2 separate regions of the Mus musculus genome follow, and region 2 is linked to region 1. Evidence: chromatin loops called from intact Hi-C (ENCODE). Cell type or tissue: gastrocnemius. All regions are shown on one strand. Links, peaks and the distances in the headings refer to the core of each region. The heading gives the core; the rest is flanking DNA.

Region 1 (9,817 bases), core at 776-8,775:
TATTCAAGGTTATAAATGTATTTAAATATTTTATAAATTTCTCATATTTCCAAAGTTACTTTTGAAGTAAATAACAATGTTGCCAATAATATCCTGTCACCTAAAACTGTTTTTTTTTTAATTAATTTTATTTTATTTCATGTACATTGGTGTCTTGCCTGCATGTTTGTCTGTATGAGGGCATCAGATCCTCTGGAACTGGAGTTACAGACAGGTGTGAGCTGCCATGTGGGTGCTGGAATTGAACCCAGGTCCTCTGGAAGAGAAGGTAGTGCTCTTAACCACTGAGCCATCTCTCCAGCCCCCTAAAACTGTTTTAATGTAAAAAAGCAATTGCTTCAATTTACATTGAAAAGTTATTTGTATAGTTATAAATTATCTAGTAAATAAAACAGGTGTTATTCTTTTACTCTTTTTTTCTACAAATATAATGTTGAGAAGAAAAACACTGAAGGAATGACATAATAGGCTTAAACCTGTGAGATATTGAGATTTACAATTCAACTACCTTATGGCTCACTACTGCTACAAAAGTCCAAATTTTCAAAGGCAGGTTTTCCAAGTTTCCAACTGTTCTCCAGGCCTTACCAAGGGATAGACAATTCCAAAGGTTTTTGTTGCTTTTGTTTGAGACAAGGTTTCACTATACCACCCTGCTGGCTTAGTCTACATAGGAGGATCCACTTGCCTCAGCCTCCCAGAGTGTTGGGATTAAAAACATGCCCCACCAGACTGGCCAATTACAAATTGATTAAACTGAGCATATTCTAGTCTCCAAAACTGCTCCTTTTCTTCCTAACTCCAGTCATTCCTAGAATGGATTCTATTTTACCAGAGATGAAGGTGAATTCATACTAAGCACTAAAACTATGCCAGACTACATGCTAATTGCAAAAGGAACAGTTTCAATAGTCAACATTTTAACTGAGACTAAAGCTAGAATTACTAATCATATACTGTCTCCCCACTTTTTATAATATGAAGTGTTCCAGATGATTTATGAAATATTGTAAAAAAATAATTAAGCCTGAATGTATTCAAGTTTTTTAGCCCTAACTTTATGTACTAAATGCATTTTAGCAAATATTTTTCTTGGGTGTGACCATGGTATTCTGTTACGGTAGTATAGAGAAAGTGGCCTTTATCTTTTCTTTATTGATATACATATCCAGTACTTAGGGGTGAACTGTAACGTCTTTAGCAATCATTCACATATTCAGCAGACTGAGACAAAGCAAATGTGACAAAATGTTTACAAATATTCACACTAGGTGGTAGGCATCTGAACATGCTATATTCAACTCCCCAGTGTGCTTGGAAAGAACATGACCACTAATAACATCTAAAGATAACAAATGATCCAGAAATTAGAGTCTAATGGCAAACGGAGTTTCTCAAATGTGGAGGCCTGTGCCTCCTCACCTATTCTCAGGAACCTCACTGCAGTGAAAATGGGACATAAAATACTGAGGTGAGCTGAATGAGGAGTCCTAAAACTTAAGGTTCCGTAATGGCCCCGGTAGCCAAGCGTTCTCATCGTCATTTCTGAGGCTGACCTTCAAAACTGCTCTGCCAACAAAAACGTCTCCGAAAGTAGCCCAAGGTAAACATTGACACCAATGACAGATACAACCACTCAAACTCAAGGATGGCTTTAGTGCAGATGGTGGACCATCAAAAAGCACAAGGTCCTCCAACCCGGTCCCTTCACCCTATCAGTTACATCCAAACAACTTGAGTTGGTACAGTCATCTCTCAAAACAAGATAGCACACAGATGCCAAGGGAAGGGTTTTGTACCTTCAAACTCTTACTTCCATCGTGTGAATTTATGGTTAAGGGCACTAAAAGACGTCCAAGTATTTAGATGATTCAGTCCAAACTTGAAAATAAAGCCAAATGTTTAAGTATGGCGGACTATTTAAAAAAAAAATTTTTTTTCTTCGTGAAGCCAAAAGTCTCCATGCTCGCAGCAGGTTAACGTCCATTTTTTTCCTAGCATATTTCTTTCCTAACGGGTTACAAATGCAGGTTGGTCGTGAAAACACCATCTTCTTGCGCAGGCTAAAACCTCAGCGCGACCACTCGTTTGTGGTTTATTAAGTGAAACCTGCAACGCACAGCTGGAAAATCTGTCAGGCTCGGTTCTCCTCAAAGCCCTCCTCTGGTAGACAATAGCGGGGCTATGGCAGAGTGGGGACATTCCTTTGACAAGAAAGGTGGCTAGATAGGAGCGGTCGTCTAGCACAAGGTAAGGCCTCTGTGGCTGTTATGGCGAACGCCAGTGGGGTTCTGCTCTTGCGTGAAGAGTCGAGTGGGTTGGGTTGTGAGCTCGGGTCTCCGCCACACACACACACACACACACACACACACACACACACACCCGCGGACAAGGTACAAAGGACCGAGGGGAGTCGTCCCCCGAGAGCACAGCCGGGCTGAGAAAGCGATGGGAGGATCTGCGCGGTGGCGAGGCGACGAGGCGAGGCGACGGCTGGGCGGCCCTGTACTGTGGGCCGCCGCGCCGCCGGCCGCCTCGCCTCGTCGCGCCGGGAACCCTCCCGCGCCAGGCCCGGCAAGATGGCGGGCCCGGCCCCATGCGCAGCCGGCCCCTGCCCTGCCCGGCCCGGGCGCTCTCGCCGACGCGCCGCGGCCCGAGACCCCCACCCTGCGCCCCCGGAGTGCGGCGGCGCGGCCGCGCGGGAGGGCCTTCGCGGGCGGGCGGGCGGGCGGCCGCGCGGGGCGGGGGACGCTTACCGTGAGCGGAGCGGCTCGGCCTGACTGGAGCCCTGAGGAGGAGGAGAAAGAGGAGGAGGCGAGGGAGGAGCGCGGGCTGTGTACGCCGAGGCCGCTCCGGCTCCCATCGCGGAGCGGGGCTGCTGGGCGCCGTGAGGGGGGAGGGGGCTGTCGCGAGCCAGGGCGCAGTGCCTCATGGGTAGGCTCCGGGTTGGCCTCGCGCGTCCGCGCTCCCAGTCTTCCCGCCAACGCGGGAGGCGAGCGCGGCCATATGCGCCGTGCTGCGGACCTCGAAGGCCCGGGCCGGCCGGGCCCTAGCAGCCGGCGAGGACACGCGGGGACCGGGCTGAGCTAGGCCGTGGCGCTCATGGCCGCCTCAGGCCTAGAATTTGTAGGCACTCAGCAGTGAGTTCCATCCTTCTCCGTGTGCGAGGGTTAAAGGGCATGGGGAAGGGTGTGAGAGGAAAAGGAGATGAGTTTCCAGGATAGTACCACGTTGTTTTTGGAAAGTACGTTTTTGTTTGGGTATCTTTTTCACTCCTATTGTATGAATAGTAATCCGTAATTGGAGGTGGAAAAAAATGGCCGATGTATTTATAAGAATACTTCATCGTAAGTCGGATCTGTAAGGAAACAGACACCATGTTATGTCCGAAATGTAGATGGACATTTGTGTGTTTGAACGATGTCAGATTTTGTTAAAAAAAAAAAAAAGAAAGGAAGGAAGGAAGAAAGAAAGAGGCAATAAAACGAGGGCTGGAGAGATGTAAAATGAGTAAGAGCCCATGTTGCTTTTCTAGAGTGCCCTAATTTGGTTCGCAGCACCCCATGGTGGCACACAACTACAGTTCAGGGGATCTGATGCCCTCTTCTGGCCTCGGTAGGCACCAGACACTAAAGTGGCACACAGGCATATATACAGACAAAAAAACACAGATACACATAAACTCAAATACTATGAGCTACCTTCTATCAAATAGCCTCAGTGTCTATAGATACCAGGCTCTCGGCGATCAAAGCTTCTTTTATTCCAGTCTTAATTACTAGCTCAATACATTTCATACTTAGAGAATGGGTACAAAAGGTTTAAAGAGACCAGCAGATTTCAGAGGACAAAAGCAGAAAGCTGATACATATATAAAGTGAGTTGCAGATACTAAGGGAAGGGATCTGGGAACCCAATAGGAGGCCAGTGGAGCTAGGGCTGCAGAACAGGACCACAGGGGGCTAGAAGCCAGAGAGGAGCAAGATCCATTAGAAAGACAGAAGGAGGACACTGCAGGTGGGCTAAGCCCAGTATTGTGAATTTAGGATTTGTCTGCCTATCACTTCCTTGAAAGAGACACCAGGTGGTCAGGTGAGAGGTTAGCAATTCAGTCACCATCTCAGTGTTAGGTACCTATATTATTAGTTTTCTAACTGAACTTAGAGAATGAATCCATGTGCATAGAAAGGGGGGTTATTAGAATGACTTATAAGCAACAATGGCTGGCTATGGACAAAAAGTCCAAGAATTCAGTAATTGCTCAATTCAGGTTGGATGTTTCAGTGGGTCTTCAAGATACCCTGGAATTCTAAAGGAGTAGGTAAAGAGGGAGGTGTTGTATCCCTACTTGGTTCTTGATTGTGTCAATAAAAAGGGGGGAAGCCAATTGCTGGACGAAAGAAAAATGGTGGGACTTGCAGGTCCCAGAAGAGAAGGGACACAGGGAGAGAGGAATTTGGACCAGGATTTGGATGGAAAGGGAAGCTGAAGTCATGTAGATCTTGGGACACTTAGAATTATTGTAGCCTCTGCTGCCAGCAAGGACTGAGAAGGTTGTGGGGAGCTGGCTGATAGAATTGGGGCAGGAAATTCTTTACCCAGCTGTTGAGTTATCTGGCTAGCTTTAAAATAATAAAACTGTCTAATGTTTTCTATCCATGTAGCTAAGGTGGACAGGAGAAGAAAGAGGGCAGCCAGGGCAGTTGCTGGTGGAAGTTAGCCTGAGAGGGTTGGGGGAGCAATTGCAGCTCCTGGGAAAAATGACCAGCTGGTCATTGGCAGAGCTGAATGAGACTGGTGGTGGCAGATCACAGAGCTAAACCCAGAGAGGCTGGAGTGCAGGCTGTGACACCAGGCAAGGTTGGTAACAGGTTTTTAAAATTACACGCAACAAGTAGGCTATAAGGCTGAAAAAGTATAACCTAAAAACAAAATTCTAGGCCTTTAGGCCCAGGCTTAAGAATGTGACCTTTGTGACTCAATGCTCCAAGGCATGCTAATCATAAAACAGATAGCAACATTCCTCCACCCACCCACTTCCTGGGTTCAGGAAGCGTTCATTCAAAGAAAGTTGCCTTGACTCTTGCTGGAACCCGCTGTGCAAAGGTGCTATTGTTAGAGGCTCCTAGAAAACTGTCTTGACTTTCCACCACCTCATGACTCTTAACTGGTATTTTTGGTATTTTCCAACAACGCCCTCCCCACCTCCTTGAGTTGTGGTTTCTTCCTTTAAATACCCCCTTACCCAACTACTCGGGGTGCCAGGGGTCCTCTACCCCTGTGTGGTATATGACTGTGGGCCCAAAAGCGCTCTTGAATAAAAGTCCTCTTGCAGTTTGCAGCGAGACCGTTTCTCGTGAGTGATTTGGGGTGTCGCCTCTCCTGAGTCAGAATGTGGGGGAGTCCTCATGTTGTGGGTCTTTCAAGGCAAGTAAAGGAATGGAATCTCTAAGAAAGCGAGGACACATATAAACCCTTCTGCCTCAGTGGGGTAGCAGTGGTGCACACCTTTAATCCCAGCACTCACTCAGGAGGCAGAGGCAGAGGCAGGTGGATCTCCAAGTCTGAGGCGAACCTAGTGTACATTGTGAGTTCCAGGACAGCCAGGACTTCACAGAGAAACCCTGTCTCGAAAAAACCAAAGGTAAAAATAAATAATAAAATAAATGAAAAACATCAGTCTTCGTCACCACAGTGTCTCTGTGTACAGATAAAATATGTGATCCTTCTGCTTCTGCATTTGTAGTCAAGATGGAGCTGATCTGGGCAAGGTATGGCCTGATCAGAACAGAAACTTTCCTACACTGAGAGCTCTCCAAAGATCAATGACAATAGTAGCCTAATTTTTCAAGTGTGAACAATACTTAAATTCTTGCCTCTCACAAACCTGCCTTCCTATTTTGATTAAGTTTTTTCTCTTCAGCTCTAAACTTTTGCAGATATTCCTTATCAATGTAGCCAACATGCTGATTACCTTTCCAGATTAATCTTCCCAAGAAACAACATTTGAATAATTTTGATTACTGCATCCTTAAAACTTTTTGGCTACTAGTAGCAGTAGCAATGGGGACATAATCAGGTTAAGATGTGATATTTCACTTTGCCTCAGAAAAGAATTTCAGGATGAACCAGGAAATAACAGAATTGGAGTTTGTTAGGAAGAAGTTTCATACACATTCCATCATAGGGATATAAGAGAGGGGAAGACTTAGGAAAGTTAGTATGAGTACTGGAAATAACAATAATAAGCTTGTCTTAGGGTTTCTATTCCTGCACAAAACATCATGACCAAGAAGCCAGTTGGGGAGGAAAGGGTTTATTCAGCTTACACCTCCAAACTGCTGTTCATCACTAAAGGAAATCAGGATTGGAACTCAAGCAGGTCAAGGAGCAGAAGCTGATGCAGAGGCCATGGGGAGATAGATTTTTTTTTTTTTTTTTTTTTTTTTTTTTTTTTTTGGAGAGAGAGATGTTTCTTACTGGCTTGCTTCCCCTGGCTTGCTCACCTTGCTTTCTTATAGAACCCAAGACAACCATCCCAGGGATGGTACCACCCACAATGGGCCCTCCCCACCTTGATCACTAATTGAGAAAATACCCCACAGCTGTATCTCATGGAGACATTTCCTCAACTGAAGCCCCTTTCTCTGTGATAACTCCAGCTTGTGTCAAGTTGACAAAAAGCCAGCCAGTACAAACCTCAAGAAACTAGTGAAAAAGAAACTAGTGAAAAGAAGCAGTTGCAAACATACAACTATGCTGGTTTAGAGAAAAGGCCAAAAAACGACAACTGGAATACTGATTTGGCACAAGGCAGCAGTTTTTAAAATCTCCTATCATGAAAAACTCCTGTTCTCCTATAACCCTGAATTTTCACTCCTTCCAAATTCCCCCATCTCATTGGCCTTGAACACAAAGCCTTATCCAGTGAACGAACAGTTTAAAGCTTAGACTTCACACCTCCAATTGGGTTCAATCACAGACTTTTCTAACAAGAGTTCTTCCTAGCCAGCTGTAAGTATGGAAGGAAAGTCCTACTGAAAATGGACTATAACAATCGGTTTCTTTCAGTAGTGTATATGATGGGTGCCATGCACTAATGCCAGGAAAGGAAGGGTGTCACTGGATGCTGGGAGGTTGAAGAGAATTCAAAAAGTTGCAGGTAGATAGAGCATGACTTATTTACCAATAGACAGGTCTCTAGGCATCAAGCACTCAGCAATGCAAAAGCACTTATGTACCAAGCACAGGTCAACACACACATACAGAGACATATATAGGCAGGCTAGCCTAGGCAAAAGCCAATCAAAACAATATTTATACAGAATCACACACACACACACAAAATGGCATTCTGCCAGGAATAGTTATGACACATTACATCACTGAACTACTGTTTACTTTTGGGTTCCCCATACATCAGATATGACTCATCTTGTGCTGACTCATTACCACCCCCACCTCACACCCCTTGCCAAAGTTTAGCATTAGCCATTTTGGCCCTTGCGGAATATCTATATCAGTGCTATGTTGTCTAAACAAAAACTGGCCTATCCAGTGCTCTCAGTTCCTAAAACATAGACAAGAACAAAAGCTTAGGCTCTTTTTTTCAAGGTAGGGTTTCTCTGTGTAGCCTTGGCTGTCATGGAACTCAATCTGTAGACCAGGCTGGCCGTGGAATCACAGAGATCCACCTACCTCTGCCTCCCAACTGCTGAGACTAAAGGTATGCACCACCCACTGCCACACAAGCTTGGGCTGTTTAAAAAAGTCACAATTCAGAGTCTTTACAGAAGACATATGTACCATCTTAAGTGAAGCTACACCCCAAAAGCTTGCTAAGGAACCTTTTCATTTTTGAAAAATGAGATCATAGGGTATTTTCTGATATACATTGAATGGGATCACAGCTGATAAGATAAAACCCTAGGTCACCTAGTTTGTAGGGGGTGTTCAAAAATGTTTACCATAAACAAAAGATTAAACTTGTTTGTGAGATATCTGAAAATTCCCAGGAAAGAAGTCCTTACTTGAAGGTCACATGCCCTTAGGCCTTGAGTATGGCTCATTCATACTTTACATTCCTAATCTGAAAATAGCTATTTGGGGGAGGGGGGTGGGTTCAAGACAGTTTCTTTGTTGTTGCTTTGTTTGCTTGTTTGTTTGTTTGTTTTTGCGTAGCTCTGGCTGTCCTGGAACTGTCTCTGTAGACCAGGCTGGCATTGAACTCTGCCTGCCTCTGCTTCCCAAGTGCTGGGATTAAAGGCATGCGCCACCATGCCTGGCCTGAAAATGTTGTTATATAAGGGAAATGTTGTATTTATGTTGACAGCCTTCACAGAAAATGTTGTTGAATTTGTGGAATTTTTGATTCTCAGTTAGTGAGAAACTTCAGCAGATTCTAAAGTCCTCTTCCCTCCCAAATTCCTTATCTGGCTTCACTAGAATACCAACCAGCCTCAGTTCTCTTAACTCACTCCCCACACCTTCCTATTATTTCTAAGAGCTTTGCTTCCACTGACCACTACTGCTTCAAACCTCTCGTGCATGCTGTGTGTTCAACTCTGGGGACACTCATAGTACTCACTCTCCTTCTTCTTTTTTTTGGGTTTTTCGAGACAGGGTTTCTCTGTGTAGTCCTGGCTGACCTGGAACTCACTGTGTAGACCAGGCTGGCCTCGAACTCAGAAATCTGCCTGCCTCTGCCTCCCTAGTGCTGGGATCAAAGGCGTTCACCACTACGCCCGGCTCAAGTACTCACTCTCCTTATGTGAGGTCATGCTGGACACTAGTCTCCCCTCCCCCAGCCTGAAACCTGCTTGCTCAGGGGTGAAGCTTCCCGCTCAGTCGGTCTGCCATGCCCACTGCTGGAACCTGCCGCTTTGCTACTGGACCCCGAGATTATTTGGCGGGAATTGGGCCCCCTTCCCCTGCTTCATAACTGCGTGCGGAAGAGTAAAATAGAGCTTTGATCAGAATGCCTGTCTTAGCTGCATTTCTTTCTCTCGCCGCCTAGCCCCTCTTCTCTTCCAGGTTTCCAAAATGCCTTTCCAGGCTAGAACCCAGGTTGTGATCTATTGGCCAGACACAACATTTGGCGAACCAACGCGGGACTGAGAAACGGCAAAGGATTTTTGGAAGAGGCACTGCTAGCAGGTTTGGAGCTCCATGGAAGAAGAAAATAATTAAAGGATAAAGGAAATTCATACTGGAGAAGGTATGGGCTAAGCTGAAACAGCGTTAAACCTGAGCACTGGTTCACTTAGGTTCAGCAGTGAAGCTTAACAGGAGCTGGGAACTATAACAGGAGGTAGGCCATGGCTCTCCGAAGCTACATTTTTAGGCATGAGAAAAGAAAGGGTTTATTAAAAGGAAATTAATAATCAGGCGGATTGCATCATGAGGGAGGAAAATGTCCCAAAAAGCAGAGAGAAATTTCAGGAGTGCCATGCTTTGTTCTCTCTGGGCCTTATAGCAGAAGTAGTACTGTGTCCCCTTTTGTGTCTTGTCTAATGTCTGGTGCACCAATCTGTTCTCGTGTTCAATTCGTGTATGTTCGTGTCCAGTCTGAATAAATGTTCTATGTTTTATGTTGGATAATAAAGATGGTATAAAAAACTTTTATCTGCAAAGCCGAGAGCTGCCACGTGCTTCAGCCAGGAATCAGACACATGGCAGGAGGGCCCCTGCTGGAAAAACTGTTTCGTTTTAGGAAAAAAGGGCGAGTGCACAGCCTCTTAGTTTCGGGGTAAAAAAGCTGATAAATGATTTGTGACTAATGTGTTTGAAAAATGGTAAAGTGCCTTTTATTCTATGA
Region 2 (9,817 bases), core at 1,044-9,043, 56 kb after region 1:
TAGTTAGAGATAACTGCCAAAAACAAATCAAAAGATTCTTCTACAAATACATTGAATTTTAAGGAACAGAAGAGAATATGTTTAAATCCTCAAGGAAAGAAAGTATGATTCCAACTATCTATATAATCCAATTGTCATTTAAATACATATCTTAAATATCCATGAGCTCTGTGGCAATATTGAGAAAATACTTGGAATTCATAACACAATAAAAGTACCAACTTTCTCTCTCTCTCTCTCTCTCTCTCTCTCTCTCTCTCTCTCTCTTTTTTTTTTTTTGGTTTTTGAGACAGGGTGGGCTAAAACTCAGAAATCTGCCTGCCTCTGCCTCCCGAGTGCTGAGATTAAAGGCATGCGCCACCACGCCCAGCTAGTACCAACTTTCAAAACATTATTTTGTGTGTATGAGGTTTGCTTGCATATCTTTATGTTGATCTGTCTGTCTGTCTGTCTGTATGGATATATGACACACAAGGATGCTGTGCCTGCAGTGCATATGGAGGCCAAAAGAGGGCAGTAGATGCCCTGGAACTAGAGTTACACGTGGTTATGAGCCACCACAAGGATGCTTGGGAAACTAATCCTGATCCTGTGCAAGACTAGCCAGTGCTCTAACCACTCAGCCATCTCTCCAGCCTCAAATGCTAACTGTCTAAATAGATAGGGATTTTTAAAAAAGATCCTGCACGTAGTAATCTCCTTGAGAGCTGAGTCAGGTGGGAGAAGCACTTGAGCCTGGGAATTTGAGGTAAAGCTGGGTAACATAGCAAAACCCTGACCTAAAAGAAACAAAAACAAAAACCTTAATTTAAAAAATGTGAACTGGAGTTGTGACTTAATGATAGAGCGCCTGTCTAGCATGTGCATGACCCTAGGTTAAATCCCAGCACCACAGAACAACACCCGAAAGTATAAACAAGCCAACAACCTAGCAGATAAATGTATAGAGCGTGTGAGCGAGTTACGTAAAAGGAAACGCAAATGTCTCTAAAACATACATGAAAAGACCATCTCATCAGATTGAGAAGTACAAACCAACCCCCAGCCCAGCATGTAGGAAAAGATACCCAAGCTCGTTGGCACTGTGTAAGCAAGAGATCTTGGAAGGTGTGTTCATCCATCAAAGTTGTGAGCACACACTCTTTGCATTTGTAATTTTTACCTCTAGGAATTTATCCAGTGGACTATTTAAAATATGTGCAAACTGTTGTGAGTAGAGAGCCAGTCTTTGAAGCACTGTATATAAAAGCCAAAGCTTAGAAATCACTTAAATATCTATTAATATCAGCCTGGTTAAATAAATTATCACATAGCCACTCATCTGCTAAGGAATGGGGATAATTTCCCTTCCTTTCTTTCTTTTATAAAAATAATTAATTTTATCTTATGTGCATAGTTTTGCTTGCATGCATGACTGTGGGAGGGTGTCGGATCCCCTGGAGCTGGAGTTACAGACAGTTGTGAGCTGCCATGTGGGTGCTGAGAACTGAACACGGGTCCTGTGGAAGAACAGATACTGCTCTTAACCATGGAGCCCTTCCTTCAGCCCACCTTTTCTTTTCTTAACTGCTAAATAATAATAATAAGTTCCAAATATCGTTTAGTGAAAAACAAGCTAGCATGTATAGAGCGTAGCATAAAGTAAGCACATATTCATGAGTATTGCACTGAAGGGTGTATAAGATTTTGGTAGCGTTAGTTGTCTCTGGACGTGTCTAGACAGGACCCGAATAAACAGTAGGGTTTCCTACTGTATATTCTTGAGCTGTCCATACGTGAAACCACGAGTGCAGTATCTACTCGTAACTGAGTAAGCGGGCCCTGTGGTTCTGTTTGTGGGAGACCCGTGAGTCCCCTGGGCTAGGAGTGGCTAGGAAGGGTCCTTGTCCTGTGCAGCTGCTGACTTTCTTCAATGCCGCTCTGGGCTACCTGCCACCTTCTGCTGAGTCTTACCCCGCTCATATTTCCACAGGACTCTGCCGGGATGCTTTGCCGCAAGGCTTTGAAAACTAGTTTCAGAAACCTCCTAGGCTTTCACGCCTGATCACTCAGAACTTCATACTTGAAACAGCAGTCTTCATAAAATCTGTTAGCGGCTTTCTTAATTGCCTCGAACTTAGAGAGGGTTCCTTCTGTTTGTCTGAGAGCATGCCAAATTAGGAATTCTTTCCCAGCTAGGGTAAGCAACATTTATTTTCCTTTTCCTTTTCTTTTCCTTTCCCTTTTCCTTTTTTCCTTCCTTTTTAAAGCACTTTTTATTTATGTCTGCAGTGAGGTTGTTTGTTTGTTTGTTGGTTGGTCAGTTTTGGCCCCTCTACCCTGAATGCACCCAATCTCTCCTTCCTTCCTTCCTTCCTTCCTTCCTTCCTTCCTTCCTTCCTTCCTTCCTTCCTTCTTTCCTCGTTTCTTTTCTTTTCTTTTCTCTTCTGAGCAGGGTCTCCTTATATATTACAAGCTCACCTGGAAGTCCCTGTGTAACCCAGGCTGGCCTCAGATTCACTCACTGTTCCGCCTAAGCTTCCATGGTGCGAGCATTGCAGGCGTGCACACCCCATCCAGCCCACACCTTAGTTCTTGCATAGCACTGGAGTGGTCATTTAGAACTCTAGAAAAAATAAACAAACCAACTGGCCAAAGACAACTGGCACACCTTTTAAATTTTCTACCAAACTTTAGCTATCCTCTCCTCGGCTCTTAGAGGCTGGACAAGGCATACCTTGATTGTCCGGGCTCCCGAGCTTACTGGTACTTTCACAACTAGGAGTACACAGGTCACCCTGCAGGGTATTTCTAGGCTATTGCATGGCAGATTGCAGGAGTATCTTGACCCCATATTTTTAAACACACAATTTTTCATGAGGTAGAGATTATGGCCTCTTAATGAAATTTACTTGCAATCTCCTGATACCTTATTAAGCTTCCACCAATGACAAGGTCCCATTAGACCTGCCTAAGCTAAAGCCTATTTGATATTAGAACACAAGGAAAGGTCTCTGCCTAAGTAGATTACGGACACACAAATCAAGCAAGGCAGATTTCTAAACAAGGGAACCCAAAGCACAGAATTTGCATGCATTATTCATTCCTGCTCCGTGCAAACATGCAGATATTGCTTCGTGAACTTTGGCCCACCGTGCTTAAGAACAATGGTTAGAACATTAGTACAGGATCCCTCTTTCCATGGCTGCTGCCAGAGGGCTTGGAGGCTCCGAGGGGATTTGCACAGTGATTCCCTCCTAACACCCTCGGGAACCCAGTCTGAAATGTCACCCCTCCTAACACCCTCGGGAACCCAGTCTGAAATGTCACTTGGAGCTTTGTGAGCAGACTGGTTCTTTACTTCTGTGCGGCAAGTGTCTGCTCCCCGAATTCCTTCCCGCTTCCCTGCCGCCCCTTCTCCCACCGGCCTCTGGCTAAACGAATAACTTCTTCAGGTCATATTTCCGTGGTAAACATACATTTTTAATTTTCATCGAAGCTTAAACACTGTGAAGAAGCAATTCTGTGTGCTGTGCTCTGCTGGGCACTGTTAATGCCTCTGTGGTACTCGGCCATAGACACCTAGTTCTGTGATAAATTAAGTCTGTGTATATTCCAGGATGTGGTCTGTCCTTTGAGTCACATCATTCTCTCCCCCTGAGTTAGTTCCCTCATTGATCGTGTCCATGTCTGCATTCTATACACACACACACACACACACACACACACACACACACACACACACACGAGAGAGAGAGAGAGAGAGAGAGAGAGAGAGAGAGAGAGAGAGAGAGAGAGAGAAAGAGAGAGAGAGAGAGATCTACTATTGTCCTTAAAATTGTTCTCTGTGATTGCAAGAAGAGTGGGTAGGTGGGTAGTGTTCCATCAGGCAAAGCCTCATCAGAGTTCTAACTACTAGAAAAACCTGTGTCCTCTTCAGGCTGGAGCTCAGGGAAAGGTCCAACTAGAGACAGAGCCATTGCCTTACACACAGCACTGTAAGCCGTGGGTGGAAGGAGGTAAAAAGGAATGAGCTCAGATAAAGAAAAGCAGAAAACAGCTCTGGGGGCTTTCAGAGATTTCAAGAAGAAGGGGTTAGCAAGGATTCCCACTCTGTGAAATTGAAGAGTTACCAAAGGCATCTAGCCTCCCTGAAGCCAAGGAAAGAGAGTATGTTAGGGGTGAGAGACGAGGTTGGCTTGTAAAGGGTTTCTCTAGTATGTCCTGGGCTCCGTCTCCAGCACCCCGTAAAACCCGGCAGAGCAGAACACGCCTGTAATCCTAGCACTAGGGAGGTGGTGGCAGGAGAATCAGAAGTTGCAGGTTATCCTTGGCTACATACTGAGTCTGAGGCCAGCCTGGAGTACACAAGACCTGGTTTCAAAAACAAAACTAAAAAGAAAAAAAAAAGGGGGGGTGGGTGGGGGTGGGGGAGTACTTTAGCTTCTCTGTGCAACTCCTGCTGAGGACGTTGTGGGCGGCCCAGGGCTGCTAAGGAATTTGGCAAAACAGGAGAGGCACTCAGAAAGGCAGTGTTGGCGGAGGAGAAGGATCCAGTGGATAGCCTGGCACCTGTGGACACATGTCACTCAAGTCTCCTGCCACAAGGGGCGGACTTGACTGACAACCCCAGCTGAAGGGCCTGCAGATCCACCACTGGATTTGTGGTTAAGACCCAGTTTATCCAGCCAGTGACTGAACCTGGTTGGAGCGGGGGATTGGGGTGGGGGTGGGGTGGGGTGTGTGTGCAGACTCCTTGAACCGACAACTTTGGCTTAAAGATTCACCTTGAACCCCACAAACCTTCTGAGTCCTGAGATGGTTTGGGATACTTGCTCCTCTGTCCTTCCTTCTGCTTCTCCGTTCATGGCATCTTTATAGAGGTGTTCTCTTCCACTGTTCTGTGTGCTTTCTCTTTTACAGGCATGCCTTCCCCACCCCTAATAGATATCTTACCCATCTGACTCTTTCCTGAGATGACTATTTGTTTGTGTTTGTTTTTGTTTTTGTTTTTGTTTTGAAACAGAGTTTCTCTGTGTAATAGTCCTAGCTGTCCTGGAACTTGCTTTGTAGACCAGGCTGGCCTCCAAATCACATAGATCGACCTGCCTCTGCCTCCCGAGTACTGGGATTAAAAGCGTGCACATCATACCTGGCTCCTGATGACTGTATAAGAGTATCCTAACAGCAACAACAACAAATTCAAACAAAAGTCGGGGATTTCAACATCTTCTGATCTTCCCCCACATTTCCATTAGCACTTCAAAGTAAAAACAGGGCTTCCCAGAATAAACATGCTTCGGCACATATGGCTCCATTTGCCTCCACACCTTTCTATGAATCGGCAGTGTTACTGTCTGTGTAACAGACAGAGAACTGACATTGAGAGTGGTAGTGGATCGTCAGGGTCTCTGAGGGAAGACTGAGACACAAGGAGCCCGTGTTCCTTAGAGATGGGGTCACAGTTAGAAATGTGTAGTTCGGTTTGTTTCTGTGCACACTGTGTGGAGTGCACTTACACAAGCCTAAATGCTACGGGCCGCCTTACACTTCGCTGTATTACAGTCTTCCAGGACCCCATCACGCCAGAAAGCCATCCTTGGCTGGAATGCTGTGGCGTAGCTCATCTCTTGTATTTGATTCTGACTCCAAATTCTTTTTGTCACAGTACCCTGCAGCCCTGAAAACTGTAAGCCGAAACCCTCCTTCTTCTCTTAGTATGCTTCTTTTTCTGGTGGTGGTAGGGTGGTTTGAGATAGGGTTTGTTTGTGTAGTCTTGGATGTCCCAGAATTAGCTCTGTAGACCAGGCTGGCCTCAAACTCACAGAGATCCACCTGCCCCTACCTCCCAAGTCCTGGGACCGAATGCGTGCACCACCACTGCTCTGCCCCTTATTCTGCTTCTTTTCAGGTATTTGTTTGCAACAAGAGAAAGGGAATGTGCACCATTGTTCCTATGGCGGCATAGATGGGTCCTCCACCCTTCAGGACATGCTCCCTACCTGTGATGACAAATCTTATATACCACTGTTCACACTCCACAGTTGTATAGGACTGTCCCTAGCCACACAGCCACTATCTTCAGGAGTTTGGCTGGGTCTGTGCACAAAAGGTTATCTAGGTGGTCTTGTTGACTTAGAAGAAAAGGCAAGCAGGGTCATAGGACTTTCACTGTAGCGATCAGCCAACCCTTCTAACCAGTTGTGTGCAATTCTGCATGTGGCCTCAGTGTATAGATAGTATGGGCTGAGTGTATAGGTGGGGAAAGACTAGAGCCTTCTACACAGCTGTGGGGGAGTCATTATCCACACTGGGTGCAGGCCTTCCAGTGTGGCTGCTTTAAGTCACCACACTCCTGCCTGTCACTCCTCACCCAATCCTCTGTCAGTAAACCCTAATAAAATCACTGCCCCCCCCCAGAGTGAACTTGGGGGAGTCATACTGCTGTTTCTATTGGGACCTTAGTAGGAGCAGGTGGATGAAAGAATTTTTAGCAGAATCCCCCAACAGATCCCTTGTTTTTAGTGGCTGCTTTCTAATTCTAGAATAAAATCTAACCTTGTTGAGGCTCAGAACATGCTACCCCAGAATATGACATACTGGCAGGTTGAAGCATTGTGATGTCAGATGCAGTGTTCTTATGGGACAGTGAGTCAGGGTGATGGTGCAATGATCACTGTGATCTCACAGTGTACCATGTTGATGTCACAAAGGAGTGTTGTGATGTCAAGATGCATCACTGTGATGTCACCATAAAGCAGTGTGATGGCACAATGGGTTATTGTGAGTTCACAGTGTGCCATAGTGATGAAAAAAGGAAGTACTGGGAAAGCACAGTATAGCAGTGTAATGTGGCAATGGACCTCTGTGATGTCACAGTGCAGAGTTGCGATGTCACCACTGACCGTTATGATTTCACAGTATAACATGATAATATCAGAGCATATGCAAGACAGGAGAACTGATTTCACTTAGAAAATTATGATGAGGATGTAGCATTTCGAGAGGACAATGGGAGATTGTAATGGCACAATAGAGCCTTGCAATGATATTATTCAGCATTATGACATCATAATAAAGCATGGTTGAAGAGTACACAGTTGTGATTATGCAGTTCAGCATTGTGATGACATTATGAAACTTTTTAAATATCACAATGCAGCATTGTGATGGAACAAAGGGAACTGTGTGTGTGTGTATGTGTGTACCTGTGTGTGTTATCACAGTACAGCATTGTGATGGCTCAAGGGGAATTGTGTTTGTGTGTGTGTATGTGTGTGCACCTGTGCATGTGTATGTGCATGTGCCTCTGTGTGTGTGTGTGTGTGTTGTGTGTGTGTGTCTGTGCAGGCACATATGCTGCCATGTATATGTGGAAGTCACAGGATAACCTGGTTCTCTGCTTTTACAGCTGGGTCCTAGGCATTAAACTCTGGGCATCAGGTTTGGTGGCGAGTGTCTTAATTCATTGAGCCATCTCGCTGGACCCAGGAAAAAAATTTAAGCTATATTGTTGAAAGCAACTGATATTTAAATATGTTAATGCTGTAGAAAGTCTTGATCTGGGCTCTAGAACACTGCTAATAAGAGTCTACAAGACTGGGGCTAGAGAGATGGCTCAGTGGTTAAGAGCACTGACTGCTCTTCTGAAGGTCCTGAGTTCAAATCCTAGCAACCACATGGTGGCTCACAACCATCTGTAATAAGATCTGTCACCCTCTTCTGGTGTCTGAAGACAGCTACAGTGTACTTACATACAATAATAAATAAATCTAAAAAAAAAAAAAAAAAAGAGTCTACAAGACTGGTTGTGGCAATGGCCTGGGTGAAACATCTGGAAGTTAGAACAAAATGAAGTGTTTTATTACCAGATAGTGAAGAATCACAGACATTTCTAGACAGATGAGTGTCATAAGTAGATCTATGTTTAAGGTAGATAATTTGACTTCAGTGAGTTGGTAGAATTAAAGTAGGATGTGTAGAAATGAAATAATGCCATATCCAGATGCCTGTTAAATTATGATATTCTCCTATTTTTAAGCAAATAGTCACTTGATAGAACTGAGAAACCAGGAAAGCAAGCACTTGAAGAAGGAAGACATTCTCTACCCGAACCACTGAGTCTGCATTATCAAGACAGACTCAAGATTTATATCCTGAATTTTATTTCTGGAATTCTCCCTTGTAGACTTGCTTTGGCAAATGCTGTAAATCTCGAAACCTGATGCCTAACACATGAGTCTACTCAGTAAATTACTTTCTCTCCCTTTGACAATTCAGATCTGTTAAGTATTTATAAATATCATCAAAATTAGTAGACACTCACATGTAGTTGTTTTTTGCTATTTTGTGGGTTCTTCTTTCTTCCACCTCTTTCCACCCTTTTTCCACTCTTGCAACCCCCTAACACTAGATAGGAGAGAAAAACAAGATAGAAAGGAAAAGAGGGCAATGTTATCCTTAGACTACTTCCTGTTGATTAGGAAAATTCCTTGGGGTAACTTTGATCTTCAATGTCAGCATATCTAATATATTATTTTTATTTCTTCTTTGCATAGGACTATTTAACAAACTGCAACCAACAGCAAACAACCAAGAACCAAGAGCCCACCCTACCTCACCTCTAGGTTATTTAGCATTTGTATAGCCTCTGAAAAGTCCCCAGAATTCCAAATGTCACACAATTGCAGAAAAGAAACTATCTTCAGCTGACAAAAATCATGCCCCTGTTAGAGCACTAGACAAATCATAGTCAACTGCTGTGGCCCATTTGAAACATCCCCCATATCCCACATCTGGGATTAAAATGAAAACATATTCCCATAATATTTCTATGTTTTTTCAAAGAAACCAAAATTCTCACTACACTCACATATTCTGTATCTTTGGTGCTTCTATGACACAGAAGGAAGTATTGTATCATATTTGCATTTTGGATAATAAATTTACTGTCAGGAAAATAACAAGAATTTTTAGCTTCCATGACAATCTGAGTTTATTCAGCAATTTTTGAATGGTGTTTGTGCAAAAAGATACAAGATAAGCACAATTAAGTCTTGGTTTCTAGGCACCAATCAATACCTGGGCTCTCTCATTTTTAGTGTAGAGGCTTACAGCTATACACATCCCTCTTAAAACCAACTTCTTAGCTGGAAGTGATGGTGGTGGTAGTGGTGGTGGCTTATTCCTTTAATCCCAGCTCTCAGGAGGCAGAAACATGGTCTACAGAGCAAGTTCCAGGACAGCCAAGGCTACACAGAACTGTCTCAAAACACCAAAACTAAACAAAAATCCTAACATCCTGAGCTATGGCTCTGTCACTCATTAGCATCAGTGATTTGCTGGTTTACTAAAGGTTTTTTCTCACCCCCCCCATACAAGACTATGTACAAACCTACAACACACACACACGTGTCACACACACACACTCACAGATACATACACACTCACACACTCACACGCCTTTACTTTCCAAAAGATGTTTATGGACTATAGCTAGCTGGTCCTCACTGTCATGACTCCACTTTTGATGTTGCCTATTAGTTTACTCTCCTAACATATCTGCTTCTACAGAAATCCGATGGTGTCTGCAGCTTTATACTGTCCTGCGGTCCATGTGTTGTAGATTGGCTGCCACTATCTTTCCTGGTATGTCTATAATGTTCTGTACTTGTTTAGAAAGTAGCTAAGATCTTGAAGTTTAATGGCTAGAGTGCAGGGTTTTTTGTTTGTTTGGTTGGTTGGTTGGTTTTTTTTGTTGTTGTTGTTTTTGTTTTGGTTCTTTTTGTTTTTCAAGACAGGGTTTCTCTGTGTAGCCCTGGCTATCCTGGAACTCACT

What was found. Hi-C counts contacts between places; a loop is a spot of excess contacts. Peaks named below come from ENCODE experiments on the same cell type or tissue, not always from the same donor. Only the 100,000 strongest peaks of a DNase experiment are listed, where the experiment ranks them.
Region 2: it touches region 1 in a loop (12-fold over the local background); 2 of 42 quality-filtered maps call a loop at or near these places.

What each region holds. Positions count from the first base shown.
Region 1 is chr9:72,267,969-72,277,785 of GRCm38, reverse strand. Zfp280d (zinc finger protein 280D) reads right to left here and starts at 2,898. Exons shown (of 22, transcript NM_146224.5): 1 at 2,757-2,898. In gastrocnemius, for the core only: no CTCF peak of the experiment used is centred there; DNase peaks (open chromatin) are centred at 1,569, 2,441 and 2,887; H3K4me3 peaks cover 2,175 bases; H3K27ac peaks cover 2,269 bases.
Region 2 is chr9:72,212,226-72,222,042 of GRCm38, reverse strand. It overlaps a transcript of Gm27188 not described here. Among named protein-coding and RNA genes, the nearest start is that of Gm27188, 36 kb to the left of the region's middle. In gastrocnemius, for the core only: a CTCF peak has its summit at 4,586; a DNase peak (open chromatin) is centred at 4,527; H3K4me3 peaks cover 736 bases; H3K27ac peaks cover 3,216 bases.